Linked DNA regions of Homo sapiens: region 1 is linked to region 2. Evidence: chromatin contacts called from ENCODE Hi-C or POLR2A ChIA-PET data. All regions are on one chromosome and are shown on one strand. The core of a region is the stretch at or near the end of the contact, and the rest is flanking DNA. Distances in the headings are between cores, read along the strand shown.

Region 1 (3,252 bases), core at 516-3,015, 310 kb after region 2:
GAAGGGGCAAACATAAGACCAGGAAGGTCCATTATATCAGTGTATGTAGAAATTCTCTATTATTATCTATTAATATGAGACATTCTTGAAACAGAAAATAAAACAACCATCAATTGAATTTTAAAATTTTAATCATTCTTTCAATATTTAAAAGTTTAAGGGGTAAAAATGCTGTATTGATGAAGATCAAGGGCTGTAATATTGAAAAACTTCAATTAGACATGTTTGGGATATCTTGAGTCTTACCTGAACAGAATCTTGAAGGAAAACAAGACATGAATAGGGAAAACAAAAACAAAACAAAACAAAAATTCTATGATCCCAAATGTCATTCCATTGTCCATGGTGGCAACGTTAATTATGACCCTCTTTTACTGCCTAATGTGACTTCTGAATTCTCAACACAGCACTCCAGGCAACCACCAGTAAGAGAAGTGACTTGACATGCAAAATGAAATCTATTTTCAGAATTGAGCTACCAGCAAGAGCAAACAGATCAAAAAGACATCAACATGGTCAAATGTGGGCCATTCAAGGGACAGTAAGTCAATTAGACTGCCTGAGTATAGTTCACAAATAGCACAGTGTGAAATTAACATAAGGGAGGCCTTGACAAAAAGTTTAATTGAATTCTCTCCTTTAATAATGTCTTTGCCATATTTCAAGTCATCTTTCCTAAAATATTGTAAAATATTTTTGAAAATGTTTGAATTCCTGAGCCATTAGCCTTTTTTCTCTTGGTGAAGATTTAGTTTCATCTTTCCCTCTACTTGTTGAATGTGGCAGTTCTAACCATTAGAACATGTGCTGAGTGATTTGGGCGGCTCTTCGAATCACTTACAAATTGAAGCACTCAAACAAGTTTACATCAGTTTATTCTTCAGTGTCTGCACATGCCCAGATGTCTGAACACAAGAGAAGAACTCTTTAAAAAAAAAAAAAAGAGTATTTTCAGCAGCCTCAAATTTCTATGCATTATACATTCCTGGAACCCTGATAACGTCCAAATTGAAGCACTCTGGGAAGTTTAGAGAGCTTGTATAATTTTAAATTGTCCTATACATGGCTCAGACCTCATGTACTTCACAAATTGAAGAACCTTTCAATTTTGAACATTTCAATAATTTTAAATCAAGGCATGCGCATCTAGATTTAATTTTTACTTGCATTTTAACTTACGTCACATAGACCAACTGAAAAATAAATCATTATTCTGATATATTTCTAGAAACTCACTTCCATTTTCAAAGAGATTTTTAGTGTGTTTCTCTTTGCTGTTTGTGATTAAATCAACATAGCAAAAGCATCACAGGCTGAAGAGGTATGTTTACTACACTTGACTATGTTTGCTGCACTTGAATTTGAAAATGCCAATACAACAATGTGCCTTACTCTAAAAAATTAAAGCCGTGTTACCATTAAGGCTGACATTTGGCTACTACACTGAGTATCACAACTAGTAAGATTTGACTACAAAAGAAAACTTAGCTCTTTTCTTAAAATAAGCTAGCTATGATAACGAGAGCTAGACAGTGGGAAAATTTGAGCTTGTGAGGCCCTAAAGAGTTTTTATTTTCAAAGGTACAAATTATTGAATTTAGAATAAGAAGGAACCTCTGTGGCTACTCAAGTCTGCAGAGTTATATTACATGACTGAATGAATGAATAAAAGCTCTGTACATTATAATTTGGAATGCACTGAATTAGCAAACCTCCCACACCCCCAACCCCCCAAAAAGTAAAGATGTTTAAAGTAAAAGCAAAAGAGTCTGCCATCAGATCTCACAGAATAACTCCGTGGGAATTCCCCACATGAAAGATTACAGGATATGACCTAAGGATATATCACCCTACACAGTCATAAATTAAATTTACTGTAAGAACCACACAAACAGAGAAAAAAAGAATCACAGAGCCGTACAATAAAAGCCAGCCTAAAATTAAGGGTATTGATCATTTGCCTAAGAAGTGAGAGCACAAAACCATAGAGTGATTAATGGTATTATTATTAGAGGAGCTCACCCAACCTCCTATGTTCCCAACAGAAAATTGATACTGTTTTAAATGTTTTGCCACTGTAATTTTTTAATATGTCAGCCAAATGTTTTATCTAATTGCTAAAACACAATCAGGAATAATTTTTAATTCAGTGTTAAGTATTCATTTGAAATAAATGATTGCTTATGTTTCATGTGCAGTGGAAGGAAAACCCACAATTCATCTAATTCTGAATTTTTCTGGTTGCTTTTCTCTTACATAAAATTTCTAGACAATATAGTCGCATTTTCCCTAAGTAAACATGAGTAAATCAAGCCCAGAGCCCATTCTCCAAACTGAGAAGATTGGAAAATGTAATTTCCCACCCTGAGCTCTCAGATGAATAGCCACGAGTACTTCTTAGCAGCTGGGACAAGGAGAAAAAAAAGATACATGGAAAGTATACCTCTGTTTTTAAATAAAAGTAAAGACTTGATTTTAAGTAGAGGTTAGGGTCAGGCCAGGTCAGACATTTGATTCCCTGGGTCAGGCCTCTTCAGTCTGTGACCTACCAAGAGAGGCATCATGTTCTAACTCTTCTCTGACAAAAGCAGCAAAAACAAGGCATTTTAATACAATCTGGACTAATTAGGCTTCCAAGTTAGAATAAAAGAACATTTTTTTTAAAAAAGACATAGAGCCTTTCTTATTTTATGGCAACTAAAAAGAGTATTGTGATCAAATAATGGCATATGTGAAAAGTGGCAAGAGGCAAATTATCCTGTTTTCCAAATTTCAGGAAAATCATTTTTCCAAACTAATAGGATTACCCATCACAAAGAATGTTTGAAACTGCTATTTTATATGGCAACAAATCCAACCATAGAAAAAAGAAAACAGAATGAACAGCCTCAAGAAAGAAACATAATGGAAAAGGCTCATGGGGGCTTGTATTTGGCCTATTATTTACAAGCGAAAAATTCCTTTGTTAGCTGTGAACAGACTTTATGGCAAAACCCCATAGACCAGTCTCAGACCAAGCAAAATCCCTTATAATTGCCAAAATTTGATTTATGTAAACTTAGGAGATCCTGGTCTCTGCCTCACTATTTGCAGGAAAAATGTTTCTGTGAACATGATGAATAGAAATTATGCATAATTGATTAGCGAATGAAAATTCCAGCGTAAGACGTAAGATGCATGCATCCTCATTTTGAAATTTGAGAATTTCATGCTGTGGAATTTCTTTTGTGCCTTTGAGGCATTTTTAACATA
Region 2 (3,471 bases), core at 519-3,018:
TAGCCAAGTTGTGAATGCAAAGGAAAAGTTCTCCAGGAAATTAAAAGGGCTACTTCACTGAACACACAAATGATAAGAAAGCAAAACAGCCTTATTGCTGATTTGGAGAAAGTCTGAGTGGTCTGGATAGGAGATCAAACCAGCCACAACATTCCCATAAGCCAAAGCGTAATCCAGAGCAATACTCTAACTCTTCAATTCTATGAAGTCTGAGAGAGGCGAAGAAGCTGCAGAAAAAAGTTGGATGCTAGTAGAGGTTGGTTCATGAGGTTTAAGGAGAGAAACTGTTTCTGTAACATAAAAGTGCAAAGTTACAGAGCAAGTGCTGATGTAGAAGCTGCACCAAGTCATCCAGAAGATTTAGCTAAGATAATTAAAAAAGGTGGCTACACTAAAAATATATAATTTCAATGTACATAATACAGTCTTCTATTGAAAGAAGATGCCACCTATAACTTTCACAGTGAGAGAGGAGAAGTCAATGCCTGGCTTCAAAGCTTCAAAAAACAAGCTGACTCTCTTGTTGGAAGCTAATGAAGCTGGTGACTTTAATTTGAAGCCAATGCTCATTTACCATTCCAAAATTTCTAGGGCCCTTAGGAATTATGCTAAATCTACTCCACTTGTTCTCTATAAATGGAACAACAAAGCCTGGGTGGCAGCATATCTATTTACAGTATGGTTGACATGCTGTATTTTAAGCCCACTATTGAGACCTACTGCTCAGAAATATAATTTTCTTTTAAAATATTACTGCTCATTGAGAATGTACTTGGTCACCCAAGAGCTCTGATAAAGCTCTAATGCAAGAAGATTAATGTTGTTTTCATGCCTACTAACACAGCATCTATTCTGCCGCCCATGGATCAAGGTGTAATCTTATTATTTAAGAAATACATTTTGTAAGGCTATCACCGCCACAGATAGTAATTCCTCTGAGGGATCTCAGTAAATTGGAAACCTTCTGAAAATGATTCATCATAGTAAATGCCGTAGAGAACATTTGTGATTCATAGGAGGAGGTCAAATTATTAATAATAACAGGAGTTTAGAGGAAGTTGATTACAACCCTCATGGATTACTTTGAGGAGTTCCAAGACTTCAGTGGAGGAAGTAACTGCAGATGTAGTGCCAATGGCAGGACAACAAGAATTAGAAGCCGAGCTTGAAGACGTGATTAAATTGCTGCAATCTCATGATAAAACTTTAATGAATGAGGAACTGCTTCTAATGGACAAGCAAAGAAAGTGGTTTCTTAAGGTGGAATCTACTCCTGGTGAAGATGCTGTAAATATTGTTGAAATTACAACAAAGGATTTAGAATATTACATCAATTTAGTTGGCAAAGCAGATGCAGATTTTGAGAGGACTTACTTCAATTTTGAAAGATGTTCTACTATGGGTAAAATGCTACCAAACAGCATTGCATGGTACAGATAACTCTTTAATGAAAAGAAGAGTAAATCAGTGTGCTGAGCTTCACTGGTGTCTTATTTTCAGAAATTACCACAGCCATCCCAAACTTCAGCAACCACCCACCTCACCAGTTAACAGCCATCAACATTGAAGCAATACCCAAAACCAGCAAAAAGATTACAACTCTGAAGGTTCAGACAATCTTTAGCATTTTTAACAATATTTTAAATTAAGATATGCAATTTTTTTACATAATGCCATTTCACACTTAACTCATTATCATATAGGGTAAACACACTTTCATATGCACCGGGAAACTAGAAAATTCATGTGACTCACTTTATTGCAATATTTGCTTCATTGCAGTAGTCTGAAACTGAAACCACAAAATCTCTGAGGCACGCCTGTATTCTTCAGGTTAATTGTGGATCAGTAAAAAATCAAACTAAGCTCTTTCACATTTGTTTGGCATATAGAGAAATAAAAAGATAATGATGGTGACATTGATGAACGGGATGGAATTAGTATCAAGCTTCAGTGGTAAGAACAAGAATCTCAGAAATGTAGTCCCAAGTTTTAACATGACAAGTGGTGAGAACTCACTTGTCAATTGGAGGGTGTCAGATGACCAATTTTCTAAAATCAGTGGTTCCATAAACTACTGCTGCTATGAGAGTCCAAGCCATTCCAGAATTTACAGTTTGATGAGAGTATTCTGTCTTCATCTGTCTAGCTCCAAGAGCATCATGGCATCCTACCACTTCTCCTGCTCTGAAATGATTCTGAAACCACTAGTTTTTAGGTCTAAGGTTTGCTGAAAAAGCTATGTGGCATAGGGTGTCAAAAGGAGCACCGTCCTAATCTTGAAGATTCTTGAGGAAATCATACGTCATAGTGTATTGGATCAGATCATGTGGTCAGTGGTTATGCTAATTGTATTTATGCTATGCCCATCTAAACTCTCAATGATATCATTGATTTGATGAAGATAGATCCTGAAACATTGAGAATGACATGAATGAATGTTAAGATTCCAGTGTTATTTGTAGTATATCTGAACTCTTCCAAAGGCCTGTACATTTATTGGAACAAACATCCTACCGCAGCTGCTACTTCTTTGATCACATAGAAAATGTCCCTGCTTGGTGATTTTCTTTTCTTTCATGGCATGCACATCCTTAAGAACTGGGGAAAATATTACTTTAGTAAACTAATAACAACATTTTTTACATACTATCAGAGAAAGAAGTAATTATGGGATTTAATAAAATGCCCTAAGAATGTCATAGGAAATATTGATACAGAAATGCAGGTTTTTTTCTGAAACTGATACATTTGATTAATTCTTGGAGTCTCATTTTAAAAACTCTAGATTTTATTATAATATCACACTAAACATAGTTTAGTGTTTATTTTTATTTTTTATTTTCCTTTTTTTTTTTTTTTGGAGATGGAGTCTTACTCTGTTGCCCAGGCTGGAGTGCAGTGGTGTGACCTTGACTCATTGTAACCTCCGCATCCTAGGTTCAAGCAATTCTCCTGCCTGAGCCTCCTCACTAGCTGGCACTACAGGTGCACACCGCCATGCCCGGCTAATTTTTATATTTTTAGTAGAGATGAGGTTTTGCCATGTTGGCCACTCTGGTCTCAAACTCCTGACCTCAAGTGATCCACCTGCCTCAGCCTCCCAAAGTGCTGGGATTATAGGCATGAGCCCCTGTGCCTGGCCAATTTAGTGTTTATTTTTATAATTCTAAATCTTTAGAATATTTACTCCTCTGGTCATCATTATGAATATCAATTATATTAGCAAAGTATTGAATAAGGACAACTTAAAAAATGTAATTCCCTGAAATTTATTGCTATCCACAAATTTACGATTTTTATAATAAAATGTTCTGCAAACATGCAGAAGATATATTTTGAATATAAAAGAAGAATTAATTATGGTTCATATTTTAAAATGTCATTTTGAATCAATTTACTTATGGATACATCAAGGGCAGATAATACATTTTTCTCATATTTTTTATATCCTCCTACCTGTGTAGTGCA

Evidence for each region. Hi-C counts contacts between places; a loop is a spot of excess contacts on that map. ChIA-PET counts read pairs that join two places held with the same protein, here RNA polymerase II (POLR2A). Pooled maps may share reads with other maps.
Region 1: a map of naive thymus-derived CD4-positive, alpha-beta T cell shows a loop between it and region 2 (2.6-fold over the local background). The contact joins two enhancer-like sites. A Hi-C loop is called at or near these places in 1 of 168 maps with a recorded cell type or tissue (naive thymus-derived CD4-positive, alpha-beta T cell) and 10 of 50 pooled maps. POLR2A ChIA-PET finds 5 or more read pairs at or near these places in 1 of 52 experiments (T-cell).

The regions. Positions count from the first base shown.
Region 1 is chr1:199,224,571-199,227,822 of GRCh38, forward strand. All of the region lies in intron 3 of LINC02789 (long intergenic non-protein coding RNA 2789), which reads left to right. Among named protein-coding and RNA genes, the nearest start is that of LINC02789, 78 kb to the left of the region's middle. Within about 2 kb of position 1,766, at least 4 of the 41 ENCODE cell types and tissues checked have a DNase peak (open chromatin) inside an H3K27ac peak, as active enhancers do.
Region 2 is chr1:198,918,068-198,921,538 of GRCh38, forward strand. All of the region lies in intron 1 of MIR181A1HG (MIR181A1 host gene), which reads right to left. Among named protein-coding and RNA genes, the nearest start is that of MIR181A1HG, 18 kb to the right of the region's middle. RefSeq lists an enhancer at 1,788-1,877. Within about 2 kb of position 1,769, at least 5 of the 41 ENCODE cell types and tissues checked have a DNase peak (open chromatin) inside an H3K27ac peak, as active enhancers do.